Regions from separate parts of the Homo sapiens genome. Here region 2 is linked to region 1. Evidence: read pairs that join two places in POLR2A ChIA-PET (ENCODE). Cell type or tissue: Panc1. All regions are shown on one strand. Links, peaks and the distances in the headings refer to the core of each region. The heading gives the core; the rest is flanking DNA.

Region 1 (8,097 bases), core at 2,870-5,369:
CTACTTCAAGAAAGACACTGAAGGTTGAGCTAGCCTTCTGATTTGGCACTACTATTGATTTTCCCACACTTTTGGCCAGCGTGTATGTCCATTTATTTTCTCATTTCTCACATGAGCAGGCTGGAAGTGTAGAAAGATCTTCGAGACACTACTTACTCATTTTGAAGTACTTGATCAATCTTTGTGCATAGCAGCATAAACCCTGGACCTGGAAGTGCATATTTCAAAGAGAGCCCTGTACCTTTTGTTCTCTTGCAAGACAAGCAGTTCTCTCCCCTGGAGAGATCTCCTCTACCCCACCTCCGCCCCACTTTCTACTCAAGGCAATGGGAGGTACCTGAGGACCCTTCACATGACACAAAGTATTGAGTCTGTGTTCCAGAATAGGAACAAAATGATCTCTACCCTCTGAGGCAGTTAATGCAGCTGCTTTGTTTAGGCTGTTTCTGAAATTAAAAAGAATCTCCCTTTTTACTCACTGTTAATGGGGTGAAAAGCTCAAGTGTTCCATGTCACACAGGGGAAATCAGATTTGTGTTTCATACAAAAGCAAAGTCAGTGGCTCACGCCTGTAATCCCAGCACTTTGGGAGGCCAATGGGGGTGGATCACCTGAAATCAGGAGTTGGAGACCAGCCTGGCCAACATGGTAAAACTTCATCTCTACTAAAAATACAAAAATTAGCCAGGCATGGTAGCGTGCGCCTGTAGTTCCAGCTACTTGGGAGGCTAAGGCAGGAGAATTGCTTGAACCCGGGAGGCAGAGGTTATAGTGAGCCAAGATTGCGCCATTGCACTCCAGCCTGGATGACAGAGTGAGACTCCGTCTCAAAAACAAAACAAAACAAAACACCAGCGTTTCAGTCATCCACATGATTTTTGCTGGCACCAGGCACACATTGCAACCTCTCTGCCTCGGTTTCCATCCAACTCCTCCACCCTAACAATCCTTACTGTATTCAACTAAAAGAAACCAAGGATCTTGGTGGTGGAATTTGCTTGACTTCTTGTCCTCCAATCACGTCCACTTCCTGTTTTCTTTTAAAGTTCACTGACAAGATCTTATTTTATGTGACAAATATGTTCGGTTTATCTGTGCTATCAATTTCTGATAAACGTACATTTTAATCTGTCAGCCAGTGTTCCAGGCACTAATGCTGCTTAAATGTAGCTGCACAGCTCTTACCCAGAAATGGTGCCGTCCAGCTAAAATCATACATTCAGGCAGCTGATTACAGACACTGACCTTGAGCTCCATTCCTGTGCGGTAATCCAAACCATCTGCACTCAACAACAATTAAAACCTTCAGATCTCTCAGGCGTTTCCTTCCTCTGATTATAACTTATGAGCTGCAGCAAAACTCAGAAAGAAACAGAATTAAAAAGACCAGGCTTTGATGCCAGCTTGATTTCTGCAGGGCAGTTCTCAACAGAGAAATCTCCACTTTATGGAACAGCTCCTTCCTCAGCTGAAATGCAGGCACCTAACATCTAACAAACCTTGAACATTTAATTATGCTGATTCTTTCTTTTGCCCAGAGGGGAAGAGGGACCTTTCATTTCTGGAGCCAGAGTCAGGCAAAACAATGAGGTAGTTTGTCCTGGAGATCTCCTATCACCCTTGTTTTCCATACCTCCCTCTTTGTCTCTCTCATCCACTTTTTATACCCTTAAAGGTCTTGCTGCCTTCTACAAAAGAGGTCCAGGCTAAGAAAAAAAAAAAAAAAAAAAAGCTAAAGAAAGTCAGTGCTCTATTTCTGAACTACTCTATTTCTGATCTCCTTTCTCTCCCTTCAGATATCCTACATCTTCATGACTGTGTCCTTTCCTATGAATTCCAAAGGAAATGCACGCAAACAAATACATTCAGCCAAAGTGTCTAAGAAAGACATAACGGTCACCCTTGGGAGGTGGAGGTGAGGAGTGGTTAGGGAGAGGCCTCACAGAGAATAGATTTCTGATGGGAAGCATCCAACCCTTAGCAAATTTCGGGGGAGAGGGAGGTTTGGTTGGCTGAAGTGCAGCAACTCACATTATACCTGTTCAATGTTGTTCTCAGGATCACCCTGGAAAAGCACAGAAGGATTCTTTTTTTTTTTTTTTTTTTTTTTGAGACAGAGTTTTTTGCTCTGTCACCAAGCTGGAGTGCCGTGGCATGATCTTGGCTCACTGCAACATCCACCTCCCAGGTTCAAGCGATTCTCCTGCCTCAGCCTCCTGAGTAGCTGGGACTACAGGCGCATGCCACCATGCCCAGCTAATATTTGTATTTTTAGTAGAGACAGGGTTTCACCATGTTGGCCAGGATGGTCTCAATCTCTTGACCTCATGATCTGCCTGCCTCGGCCTCCCAGAGTGCTGGGATTACAGGCATGAGCCACCGCACCCGGCCAGAATATTTTCTTAAATGTGAACCAGATTACATCTGATGTTAAAATCCCTACTTCCCTAAAATAAAATCCACATGCTTTACCAAGCCTTAGAAGGCCCTCATGATCTAGCCACCACGCCTGGCCCAGAAGGATTCTTGGAACTGAGACTCTCCAGCAGGAGGGAGGCTGACGACCTAGGGTCACCAAAGGGGATTTCTTGGGCAATCATTGAAAAATCCAAGACCATAAAGATTTCTCTCCCTGACTGGGCACCAGGCTAGGGAGAGAACTTTGGGAATATAGTACATTGTTTTCAGCACTATGATTTGACACAATAGCTCCTAACTCAGATGCCAATGAGTGAAGAGGGGGGAAAATGAGAAGTTTCTTTCCCCACTGGTTCATCTACACTGTTACTGCATTTTGCTAGGCAAGTCCTTTTTTTTTTTTTTTTTTTTTGAGACAGGGTCTTGTTCTGTCACCCAGGCTGCAGTGCAGTGGCATAATCACGGCTCATTCCAGCCTTGATCTCCCAGGCTCACACAATCCTCCTACCTCAGCTTCCCAAGTTGCTGGGACTATAGGCATGTGCCAGCAAGCCTGGTTAATTGTTTAATTTTTTTGTAGAGACAAGGTCTCACCACGTTGTCCAGGCTGGTGTCAAACTCCTGGGCTCAAGCGATCCTCCTGCCTCAGCCTCCCAAAGTACTGGGATTATAGGCATGAGCCGGTGCACCTGGCCAAGTCTTTAACAATTGTTATAGTAGAGAGTCTCTACAAAAACATTTACATTCATAGTGTCCCTTGGTTCTCTTTAGAATCTCCTGAACTAAGCATTTTCATTCTCTTAAAAAACTAGAAAGGAGACCATGCGAGGTGGGCCAGGCACGGTGGCTCACGCCTGTAATCCCAGCACTTTGGGAGGGGGAGGTGGGTGGATCACCTGAAGTCAGGAGTTTGAGACCAGCCTGGCCAACATGGCGAAACCCTGTCTCACTAAAAATACAAAAATTAGCTGGGCATGGTGGCGGGCGCCTGTAATCCCAGCTACTTGAGAGGCTGAGGCAGGAGAATTGCTTGAACCCAGGAGGCGGAGGCGGCAGTGAGCCGAGATTGCACCTCTGCACTCCAGCCTGGGCGACAGTGTGAGACTCTGTGTCAAAAAAAAAAAAAAAAATTAGCTGGGCATGGTGGTATGCACCCGTAGTCCCACCTACTCAGGAGGTTGACACACGAGAATCACTTAAACCTGGGAGGCAGAGGTTGCAGTGAACTGAGATTGTGCCACTGCACTCCAGCCCAAGCAACAGAGCAAGACTCCTTCTCAGAAAAAAAAAAAAAAAAAAAAAAAAGACTAAAAAGTAAAAATCCCCCATAAATTCATTCTCCAGAGATAGTCACTGATTTATATTACAAGTATTATTATTATTATCCTCATTTTGCAGATGAGAAAAGTAAGATCAAGAAAAGTAAAATAGGCCAGGCATTATGGCTCACGCCTGTAATCCCAGCACTTTGGGAGGCCGAGGCAGGCAGATCACTTGAGGTCAGGAGTACAAGACCAGCCTGGCCAACATGGTGAAACCCCTTCCCTACTAAAAATACAAAATTTAGCTGGATGTGGTGGCATGTGCCTGTAATCTCAGCTACTTGGGAGGCTGAGGCAGGAGAATCGCTTGAACACGGGAGGTGGAGGTTGCAGTAAGCGGAGATCATGGCACTGCACTCCAGCTTGGGCAACAGAGCAAAACTCCATCTCAAAAAAAAGAAAAAAGAAAAGTAAAATAATTTACCCCAAACTACTCAGCTCATAAGTCAAATGCTCTATCTCCAAGTTGATATGTTCTTTAAAATCTATTTTCCATATTCCTCGTATTCCTCGCCTCACTTTTTTTTTTTTTTTTTTTGAGACGGAGTTTCGCTCTTGTTGCCCAGGCTGGAGTGCAATGGTGCGATCTTGGCTCACTGCAACCTCCGCCTCCTAGGGTTCAAGCGATTCTCCTGTCTCAGCCTCCCGAGTAGCTGGGATTACAGGCATGCACCACCATGCCCGGCTAATTTTTGTATTTTTGAAATAGAGACAGAGTTTCTCCATGTTGGTCAGGCTGGTCTTGAACTCCCAACCTCAGGCAATCCACCTGCCTCAGCCTCCCAAAGTGCTGGGATTACAGGCGTGAGCCACTGTGCCCGGCCTCCTCTCCTCACTTTTTAATTTGTGAAGTGGTAGTAGTTGCATGTGTATGTGGTTCTTAAATTTTTCTTTTCCCTAAGAAAAAAAGCTAAGAGTTTGAGAACAACCTAATTTGGCTGTTTCATCTACAAGACTGTTATGCTGCCTGGCCAGAGTATTTCCAAGTGGAATGTAAAATACATCATTTAATTTAAAAGACCTTGGTTTTAAGAGTGGGTCACGATTCACAGGATTAATGAGTCTGAAGCCTGGAGGTGTCGCCGTCTTCCTCTCTTTTTCACTTGCGAGGTCAGGGACATATGCATCCAATGCAGAGGGTGGTGGTTTGTGGGCATTTGCCTGGCTGTTAAGCTTCCACAGTTGTGGCTTCTATACTAGGATGCAAGGTCCTGGTTGTTTTTTATGATTCCCACCACTTCCAGCGAGTAACTGTTTGAAGAAAATAGAAACTGTAGGACTTCTATTTTTGTCCTAGTTTAAAATACTGCAACACAGACAATGATATCTCAACCCACGATTTTTTCCAAGATTATACCATTTGGTAGTTCCATGGTATTAACTAAATGAACACCACCCCCAGCTGCATCTTTAAGTTTCTATATTTACCAAAGTACATTTATGTGCTAAATTAGTTTATCAGGAAAGAGCGAGTTATTCCAAGTTTCGCTCAAATGGTTACTGAGAATAAGAAGGAATAATATCATAGGGAATCATTCTTTACATCCCCCCACAACCTTTTTTTTTGAGACATGGTCTCTGTCACCCAGGCTGGAGTGCAGTGGCACCATCTCAGCTCATTGCAATCTCCACCTACTTGGCTTAAGCGATCCTCCCACCTCAGCCTCCTGAGTAATACATTTTGCCTTTTGCTCTGGGGATGAATGAAAGATTAGAAAAGTGAATTCTTGAATTGTCTAGTCAACTGTACATTTTGTAGGCCATTTCTGCATGATACAGAATTGCTGAGGGCTATACAAAAACACTATTAATAATATTCATTATTACAGATTAAAAACTGGCATAGAAGCCTTTAAAATACCTTTTTTTCTGCTGGGCGTGGTGGCTCACGCCTGTAATCCCAGCATTTACAGAGGCAGAAGCAGGAGGATAGCTTAAGCCAGACCCACCTGGGGAATATAGCAAGACTTTGTTCTGCACAAAAAGGAAAAAAAAAGATATCTTTTTTCTTATGATAAATGTATATAATAAATAAAATATATCTATTATTAAAAATTCATTAAATGTAGGAAAGCATTTTTTAAATGTTTAAACAACACATACTCCCACTAGGCTAAAATTATATTCATAAACAATATGGTATATTTCCATCTGGCCTTTTCTCTTTGCATTAGTTATCTTTAAATAAAATTGGAATCACTCTGTATATTTAGTTTTATATTCTACTTTCTGACTTAATATTAAATAATGAGCATTTCTCCGTGGTTTTAAGTAAGATGACTTTTTCCATCCACTTGAGTGGGAATTTTTTTTAAAGATGACTTTAATGTCTATATAATAGAAACACATAAAGACCCTCTTTATGTAACTTTTAATGTGATTGAATCTTTTTAACGGAGTCAAAATGCATATCTTCTAATTCCTATAATTTTTCACGTGACTTCTTTTTGTTTCTGATTCGCAAAAGCTGTCATGACCCAAATTATAAGAAAACCTGAAGGAAACACTGCCTTTTGAAAAATAAAACAAAGTATTCAAATAACACCAAATATGCTACATAAATCAAAGAACAAGAGCCACCTGGGAATTTAATGTGGCAGCCAACTCTCTTTTTCACATTAAAAATGTCAGCATAGGCCAGGCGCAGTGGCTCACGCCTATAATCCCAGCACTTTGGGAGGCTGAGGCGGGTAGATTATTTGAGGTCAGGAGTTCGAGACCAGCCTGGCCAACATGGTGAAACCCCATCTCTACTAAAAATATAAAAATTAGCCGGGTGTGGTGGCACATGCCTGTAATCCCAGCTACTGGGGAGGCTGAGGCAGGAGAACTGCTTGAAATTCAGAGGCGGAGGCTGCAGTGAGCCAAGATTGTGCCACTGCACTCCAGCCTGGGCAACAGAGTGAGACCCTGTCTCAAAAAATAAAATAAGATAAAAATGTCAGCATAATCAAATAGTTAAAGATGACAGTCCACAATTAAAGACTAAAGATAGCCCTCCACATGCCAGTATTGCTTCCACAAGCTTGAGCATAATTTTAAAGCACTTAGCTGTGCTGTTTAAAATCAACAACTTTTTTTTTTTCCATAAAGAAAAGGTGTTTGGCCAAGTGCAGTGGCTCATACCTGTAATCCCAGTACCTTTGAGGCCAAGGCAGGAAGATCACTTGAGCTTGAGTTTGAGACCTGGCTGGGTGTGGTAGCTCATGCCTGTAATCCTAGCACTTTGGGAGGCCAAGATGAGTGGATCACTTGAGGTCAGGAGTTTGAGACCAGCCTGGCCAACATGGTGAAACCCCATCTCTACTAAAATACTAAAATTAGCTGGGCATGGTGGCACGTGCCTGTAACCCCAGCTACTGGGGATGCTGAGGCAGGAGAATGGCTTGAACCCAGAAGATGGAGGTTGCAGTGAGCCAAGATCATGCCCCTGTACTCCAGCCTGGGTGACAGAGCAAGACTCGGTCTCAGGAAAAAAAAAAAAAAAAAAGAGTCTGAGACCAGCATGAGCAAAGTGGCAGAACTCTTATCTCAAAAAAAAAAAAAAAAATTAAATTAGCCAGGTATGATGGTGTGCACCTGTAGTCTCAGCTATTCTGGAGGTTCAGGTAGGAGGATCACTTGAGCCTGGGAGGTCAAGGCTGTAATGAGCTGAGATGGAGCCACTGCACTCTGGCCTGGGTGACAAAAGACCCTGTCAAAAAAAAAAAAAATGGTGTTCAAGACTTAGGCTTGCCCTGTAACAATGTGTTCTGTAACTATTAAATGAACATTAACTTATAAGCTCAATCCTTCTCTATAGGAAGGAATGAGGCCAAGACAGTAAACAGTAAAAACATTCAATAACCACTGTGTTCTACCATGTTTACTTTGTAGACATGAGCCCATGAACCTGACTTTCAAATAAAGGGGAAGAGACACCCTTCATTTTATTGTAGTGTTGACAAGGGAGAGAGATGAACACATATACACACAACACACATATGTGCACGCAAACATTTTTAAGTAGTTTTAGACTATTTATTACATGTGAAATTTAGGGTTTAAAGGTGATCTCTCTAATATGTCTACTATTTAACCAGAGTGCTGGAGTAAAAGCTAAAATATGAATTCTAATCTCATCTCTTGATGTTAACTTCCTCTGTGGTCTGTATATGATAGTTGGTAGCTGACTACCAACTATCCACTAGTACCTGATAGCCAGTTGGCTGATAGGAAACCCTGGTCTCAGTAGTAGGTCAGCTGTGAGCATGGACCCATCACTTAACTTCACCAAGACTCAGTTTCTCATCTGTGAAGTGGCAGTAATTACAGACCCTTTAGGTAACAGTGGGATAACTAGGTGAGAAAGTGCTGT
Region 2 (8,097 bases), core at 2,833-5,332, 93 kb after region 1:
CCCTGTATCCTGCCATTTAAAAAAAAAAAAATCCTCTCATCTGGCAGGGGGAAAAAAATCCCAGCCCTAGAGTGGCCAGGATGAATCAGCATGCCAGGGCCATACACCAAGATAAGCATTGAGTCTCTAGATGTGGCACCATGGCAGATTATCAACACTGGTGCCGTGAGAACACTGCAGCAAGCAGCACACTGTACTTTTAAGGACAAGAACAGCAGCACCAAACACCCCAGAAACAACTGTTCTGATTCTTTCCTTCAGGAGTAGAATTTTTTTTTTTTTTTTTTTTTTTGAGACGGAGTTTCGCTCTTGTTGCCCAGGCTGGAGTGCAGTGGTGTAACCTCCACCTCCAGGGTTCAAGCGATTCTCCTGCCTCAGCCTCCTGAGTAGCTTACAGGTCTGAGGGACTACAGGCATGTGCCACCACACTGGGCTAATTTTTTGTATTTTTAGTAGAAACAGGGTTTCTCCATGTTGGTCAGGCTGGTCTTGAACTCTTGACCTCAGGTGATCCACCTGCCTTGGCCTCCCAAAGTGCTGAGATTACAGGTGTGAGCCACTGTGCCCAGCTTTTTTTTTTTTTTTTTTTTTTTTGATGGAATCTTGCTCTGTCGCCCAGGCTTGAGTGCAGTGGCACAATTTTGGCTCACTGCAACCTCTGCCTCCTGGGTTCAAGTGATTCTCCTGCCTCAGACTCACAAGTAGCTAGGATTACAGGCTCACGTCACCACACCTGGCTAATTTTGTATTTTCAATAGAGATGGGGTTTCACCATGTTGGCCACGCTGGTCTCAAACTCCTGACTGCAGGTGATCTATCCACCTTGGGCTCCCAAAATGCTGGGATTACAGGCGTGAGCCATTGCACCTGGCCACTTTTTTTTTTTTTTTAGACAGTGTCTTGCTGTGTTGCCCAGGCTGGAGTGCAGTGGCACGATCTTGGCTCACTGTAACCTCCATCTCCTGGGCTCAAGTGATCCTCCTGCCTCAGCCTCCCAAGTAGCTGTGACTACAAGCGCACACCACGATGCCCAGCTAATTTTCTATTTTTAGTAGAGACGAGGTCTCCCTGTGTTGCCCAGGCTGGTATTGAACTCCTGGGCTCGAAGGATCCACCTGCCTTGGCCTCCTAAAGTGCTGGGATTACAGGAATGAGCCACTGTGCCTGGCCTGGAGTATTGCTCTAGAACATCCTGTTTCACATCGTTTTATGTGGGGTTTTTCCTTCCTCATTCTTCATTTACACCTCTGTCTATTATAGTCTGTATTTGCAATGTTTACTACAGTAATTAGATGGAGCTTAAAATTCAGTTCTCATTTCCAGGGCTCAGAAGCCACATGTTGCTCCTGGCTGCTCTGATGGACAGCACGGTCACAGGACATTTCCTCCACTGCAGAAAATACTGCTGGATAGCCCTGATGTATATCAACAATGCTGATCATTATTTGAGAAAACGTTCTGGGCTCCCTCAATACCTCTGCCTACTTTATTATTTTAAAACAATTTTTTGTAGGTGCATACCATCATACCCAGCTATTTCTATTTTTTTGTTTGTTTTTTTAGAGACAGGGTGTGCTGTGTTGCCCAGGCTGGCCTTGAACTCCTGGGCTCAGGTGACCCTTCCGCCTCAGCTTCCCAAAGTGCTGGGATTATAGGCGTGAGACACCATGCTTGGTGACTCTGCTTACTTTAATATCTTAGAAGTTTTGGTACTGAAAGTGAAGAACATTGGACAGACATCAAACGTAAATACAAAACTGTCCCAGGTGGCTCTTCTCATACATTTCACTAGGGTTGAGCAGGACATGCTCCCCACCTGGAAGACCCTCCTAGGGCTTTGTAGGTTTAGCTCTGTGTGACAGTTCTCTTTGTATTCATCACAGGGCGGTCTCCACTTTGTATACCTAAAAGACTTCTGAGAACAGTATTTTTCCCTATTAGTCATACTTTAAAATCTAGTTTAGGAGCATCTAACTTCACATGCTGAAATTTTCTTTTGAAATTTCCTTTGAAACCCCCACACTGCTTGCTCTGTAGCTCATGGAAATCACTTACTTCATACCATGCTTCATTGCAAACCTGCTTTGGTTTGCTTATAAGTCCCTCCATGAATTCAGTGGAAATGTCTCTCCCAGAGAATGTTTTTCTCTTAAGGTCTGGTCCATGGTACTTTATTTGATGTCCTTATTAGAAGACATCTAGAGGAGTCAAGACCTAGACTCAGTTCAGTTTGAGCTAGGCTTGAATTCCATTTGCAACATGGGATGGGCCCACTGCTCCAATAAATGTGATGTTTTACATGTGAAAGGTGCTTGATGTTTTGCTCTATGCAATTCCTAGGCTAGAACCTGTTCTGTCTGTTATTGCACTGGGTATTGCAGTCTGTTGGTCATCAGCAGGTGACTGCCTATTGCCAAAAGAGACGATGAGATGAAAAGTAGGAATTCATGATTTCAGAATCTAGCCTCACTTGGAGAAAGCACCTGTTGGCCTGGGAAGTTCACCCTTCTCTGCTGACACAGGCTGGACCCCACACCTGACCAGGTGTCAGAGCACCTGTGAGAGCTCTGGGACCTCCTAGTGGCAGTGTGATGGTACCACTTACTGAGTGTCATGCCACTGGCATCAGGCACTGTGCATATATTGTCCCCCACTCAATCAGAGCATCTGTGCTATTAATATTTGCTCTTTTTTGTTTGTTTGTTTGTTTTTGGTAAAAGGTCTTTATTTTTTAAAGAGATCCGTAATACCAAAAAAAAAAAAAAAAACCAAACAAAAACCCAAAAACCTCTTGTGGGGCTGGGGTGGGGAGTAAGGTAAACTAGGCTGTCAGCCAAGCAAAGGCAGAAAGGTGGGGTCCACAACTGTCTCTCACAGCTTTAAGTGCTTGGCACCAATAGGCACTCAATAAATAGTTGTTGAATAATGGCTTATATTATATCTTCATAACAGTTGTGTAGATATTCTTTTGCACATTTTACAGTAATGAGAAAACTGAGGCCCAGAGAGGTTAAGTAACTTGCCTCTGGTCACGCAGCTAGAATGTGGCAGAGCTGTGTGATTTTAGACCTAAGTATGTCTAAATCATAGTCCACAGGCCGTCACTAAGCTAAAGTAGAGGAAATGATAGGGCCACATTCACCTTCTCTCTTTTGAACAGTCACTCGTTTTTTGAAGCGGGGGTGGGGACAGAGTTGCTGTGTTGTCCAGACTGGAGTGCAATGGCACGATCTCAGCTCACTGCAACCTCTGCCTCCCAGGTTCAAGTGATTCTCCTGCCTCAGCCTGCTGAGTAGCTAGGATTACAGGTGTGCCACCACACCCAGCTAATTTTTGTATTTTTTGTAGAGATGGGGTTTCACCATGTTGGCCAGGTTGGTCTCGAACTCCTGACCTCGTGATCCACCCACCTTGGCCTCCCAAAGTGTTGGGATTACGGGCGTGAGCCACCGCTCCCAGCCTGAACAGTCACTCTTAATTGCACTATGTTTATTTGGGCATTTTGTTATGTTTTTATGTTTTTAATTTTGATATAATTTCACAGTTATAGAAAAATTAACCAAAAGAGTATAAACAATTCTCAGACCCTTTACTGAGATTTGTTGGGACATATTCTTAGAAAGTCTGAGTTGTGAGCCTGTGGGATTGGGCCGCACTTCTTGAGTAGAGCCTGGGTCATGCTACCCGAGAACTCCTGGGTGCCTGTGAGGTTGGGTGTGTCCCATCTGAGAAAGTTCGCTACTGAAAAACAGTGACGTAACCCCACCCAGGAACTGAAGTGAGCCTGAGAGCAGCTCTCCAGGGCTTGCTGGCTGGAAACAATGAGGGAAGAGTCTAGGATTTATGAAATATTTTTTTGTGGAAGAACTCTTCCTCTGAGAAACTGCTGGAGGGTTTGGGGAATACAAAACAAAACTGACTTATGAAAAGATGACTTGTAACTCACCAAGCAGACGCTCTCAGGCGTGGCATGATGCCCTCACTGGCTGCCAAGAACAATAACTGACACATTATCCACAGACGGCTGCGCCCCATGCCATTTCCTCTCCTGCCATCACAATGAAAGACCAGGGTTGACACTTGGTATTGTATCTATTCCACGTCCGCTGCACCATTTTCTTTTAACCCTTCTTTCTTGCTCTCACCCCTTTACCTGTTGGAGCTACTATGCCCCTCCTGGGTTTCGTTTTCTTCTCTTCCTTTTTCCTGGGCATACAGCTGCGTTCCTAGAAATTGTGGTTCTGATTCATAATCATTGTATGTGGAGGAAGGGGCAGGATTCTACTCTGTGAGGGGACGGGAGGGTCTTTTTTAAAGGGGTAAACAATTGGAAAGTTTTTAGAGTTAAGGGTCTTTCTCTGATGCTAAATGAAACCACTGTCCTCTGTTCCAAGGCCTGAGCTTATATCTTCTTTGCTATGAGACCCAGAGAAACAGTGCTTGGGGGCCATTTTGGAAGCAGCTTGTCCTTTGACCTTCCCCACTCCACTTGTGCAGACACCACGCCCCGTGAGGACGGGCGTGGTGTCTGCTGCTGAGCCTGACTGCCCCACACTTAGGCAGGTACCTGGCACATGGCAGAAGCTCAGCAAATATTTGCTGAATGATGAGGCCTTGGTGTATGATTGCTACATTTTTGGCTTAAAAAGTACAGCATCAGGGCCCTTGGGGTTTTACCTGCTTTTCTGGGATATACTTTCCAGCTGATCTTTGTTTTTTTTTGTTTTTGTTTTTGAGACAGAGTCTCGCTCTGTCGCCCAGGCTGGAGTGCAATGGCGTGATCTCGGCTTACTGCGATCTCCGCCTCCCGGTTTCAAGCGATTCTCCTACCTCAGCCTCCCAAGTAGCTGGGACTACAGGTGCTTGCCGCCATGCCCAGCTAATTTTTGTATTTTTAATAGAGACAAGGCCACCATGTTGGCCAGGCTGGTCTCAAACTCCTGATCTCAGGTGATCCGCCCGCCTCGGCCTCCCAAAGTGCTGGGATTACAGGTGTGAGCCACCGCGCCCAGCCAGTTTCCTTAGTTTTTAATCTCTGAGAAGGAAAGATAATTGTTACGTAAGGATGTCTCAGTTATCTATGTGTGGATGATCCAGGGAAAATTTCTCTTTCCAGACTGGCTTACTCTTTGGATTTTCCTCAAGCTTCTCGGTCTGCCTGTGCGAAGGGGCCTAAGGCTGGGTGTTAAGTCCCATAGCATGAGCAAAACCTGTAATTTAGGGTTAACCAGCTTTACTTAACTCCCATTACCCCTTTTCCTTCTCCTCATTCTTAGAATTCTCACGTGAGTGGTAGTAAGCCCCTAGGATGTATGTATGCTGCTGTGTATGTGCTTAGCCATTTCCTGTGTATTTAATGGTGAACCTTTGGTGATTCCTCACATGGAACCCTTTTGCCCTTGGTCACACTTGTGAAAGCACCTCCACATCTTTGCAATCAGATCAGCCTAGGCCAGGAAGCACCTTAGAGGAGGTGATTGACTCTAGTTCCTTGTTTGGTAGAGAATGAGGGAACAGGCTCAGAAAGGTTAAGCCCAAGGCACAGGGTTAGTTGGTGACAGACCCAGGACTGGGGCCCAAGTCTTGCAGGTGTGGTGCACTTTCTGCAACACCCCTTTGCCCTGCCAACTTCCCATCCCACATCCATGAGATTTTAAGTCCCTTATTGTACACTTTTTAGTATATGCTTTGAAGAGTCTTTGGACAGTTAAAACTGAATGTACAAGCCAAGACTACCTCATTTTCTTCTTCAGCTATGACTGGTACCCAGCTAATTGTGGATTGGTAAGAGCAAGACAATCAGAGATATGATACATGTTTAAAACTTCATTGGGGCTCAGTGCAGTGGCTCATACCTGTAATCTCAGCACTTTAGGAGACTAAGGTGGGAGGACTGCTTGAGCCCAGGAGTTCGAGAGCAGCCTGGGCAACATAGCCAGACGTCATCTGTACAAAAAATTAGCTAGGCGCAGTGGTGCTTGTCTGTAGTCCCAGCTATTCAGGAGACTGAGGTGGGAGGAATGTTTGAACTCAGGAAGTCAAGGCTGCAGTGAGCCGTGATCACGCCCCTAAACACTAGCCTGGGTGATAAAGTGAGACCCTGTCTCAGACAAAACAAAACACTTTCTTGGAAGTAGTCTCTGGAGCTTTTGAAAGTTTATTTTAATCCACAGCTTTTCCCCCACCAAACACTAATACCAAAAATAAGATTACTTTGGGGTTTTACCTTGGCAAATAGGATGCTCCCAAGGGACTTTGAAGCCTACCCCTGAAGCTAGGGAATGAACACATTATCTTGTGCTGGTATTTATCCAGTATTACCCAATATACTGACCCATTAGACTTCACCAGGATGGTGCTGACATTGAAAAGTCACGGAGATAGGCCGGGCGCCACGAGATAGGTGGCTCACGCCTGTAATCCCAGCACTTTGGGAGGCCGAGGCGGGCGGATCACAAGGTCAGGAGATCGAGACCATCCTGGCTAATACGGTGAAACCCCGTCTCTACTAAAAATACAATTAGCCGGGCGTGGTGGCGGGCGCCTGTAGTCCCAGCTACTCGGGAGGCTGAGGCAGGAGAATGGCGTGAACCCAGGAGGCGGAGGTTGCAGTGAGCCCAGATCCGGCCACTGCACTCCAGCCTGGGTGACAGAGCAAGACTCCGTCTCAAAAAAAAAAAAAAAAGAAAAGTCACCGAGATAATTTGTAGTCAGCACACCCCTCTTAGGGTCTAAAGTCAAAGATCTTGAGGCTTCAATGGATCAAGAGCCTTTTCTTACTCTACGTGGTATTGACGCAAGTTCTGTAGTAGCCCCTCCTGCTGTATTTACGACACTAGCTTCCAGTGGGCAGATGGAAACCAGTGCCTGCCTGGAGACTATCCAGCTGTGAGAATGATGTGATGTGTCTGGCAGAAAGAGGCGTGTTTACAAAGGCTTTATTTTGCAGGAGTAAATCATTGGATTTTAACTGTTCTTCCTCTCTTTGTGTTGAATCTGATTATGCAGCTTTTCTGTAAGTTTTTAAATGTTTACCCACACCAGACCTTTGGGGACTGATTGGATTTAGTGGGAGCACCCTAGAAGACCTGGATTAAAGTGGAACTTGGTCTCTCAACTAGTTGGGTTGTCCTTGGACAAACTGCTTGACCTCTGTAAATCTTCTGTCCTTATCTGTAACGTAGGGGTGCTAATTAGCATTAATTAGCTCATTGTTGGGAGGATTAAATGAGAACACCCCTGTGGAATTACTTAGAGCTCCCAGTAAAGGTTGGAGTTAGGGAGGATTAGCAGGCTTTCATTTGCTTCCACATTTTTTTTCAGCAGTTTAATTTACTGAAACTGGCATAATAATGCCTCCTTGATTAGGTTGTTGGGAGAAGTAAAGGCAATACAAGTTTGGTGCCTGGTATACTTCATCAGGGTGACAAAATGCTGTCATTTGGTCATTTGTGATCATGTCTGCTACTGCATAATGTCATGCACTGGTGGGACTCTTTAGACAGCTAATTATTGGTAAATTCTTCACAGTGAGAAGAGGATTTAACCGATATTTCTCCCTCTAGAGTGTGGGGAGGTAGAGAAGTGGGTGAGACTGGAAGGGTGGGAAGGAGAAGTCTGGCTACTTGTATCTTGGCCTGGGGATTTGTTTGGAAGATGAATTATCCTCTGGTAGTTGTGTACAGTTTACAGGTCAGTGATTAGTATGAGTCCGTGAATAGTGCCAGTTAATACTGATTAACTGCTGTACTTTTTGCCAATAAATATTGTAAAGCTATAAAGACAACAGAGTTAATACAAGTTGCTAAAGAGAAACTTGTGGTAAATGTCTTTAAATGTTGTTTAAAATAGAAATGGCCAATCTAGCAGGCATGCTGAGGAAATGATGTTTTTGCAGAAGGGAAATTTAGCAATGACAGTTTTGCAGAATATATTGGTAATGAAGTGTTACTTGTAGCTGCTGACAAATTAGTTTTCTTAAAAAATATATCCCCTAGGAAGACTGTAGTATGAAAGAATGAGAACCGTAATTGGTGGATGAGCCTGGAGAGTTTGAAGGTAAGAGAGAAAGAGAAGCAGCGAGGGAGAGAAGGAGAG

The links. ChIA-PET counts read pairs that join two places held together with the same protein. Peaks named below come from ENCODE experiments on the same cell type or tissue, not always from the same donor. Only the 100,000 strongest peaks of a DNase experiment are listed, where the experiment ranks them.
Region 2: POLR2A ChIA-PET joins it to region 1 with 10 read pairs; 13 of 35 experiments call an interaction of 5 or more read pairs at or near these places.

What each region holds. Positions count from the first base shown.
Region 1 is chr12:64,582,793-64,590,889 of GRCh38, forward strand. LOC107984521 (a long non-coding RNA gene) reads right to left here and starts at 1,458. Exons shown (of 2, transcript XR_007063348.1): 1 at 1,246-1,458. It also overlaps a transcript of RASSF3 not described here. In Panc1, for the core only: a CTCF peak has its summit at 4,882; no DNase peak of the experiment used is centred there.
Region 2 is chr12:64,675,898-64,683,994 of GRCh38, forward strand. The region is part of intron 1 of RASSF3 (Ras association domain family member 3); the gene reads left to right. Among named protein-coding and RNA genes, the nearest start is that of MIR548Z, 57 kb to the left of the region's middle. In Panc1, for the core only: no CTCF peak of the experiment used is centred there; a DNase peak (open chromatin) is centred at 3,854; H3K4me3 peaks cover 965 bases; H3K27ac peaks cover 2,344 bases.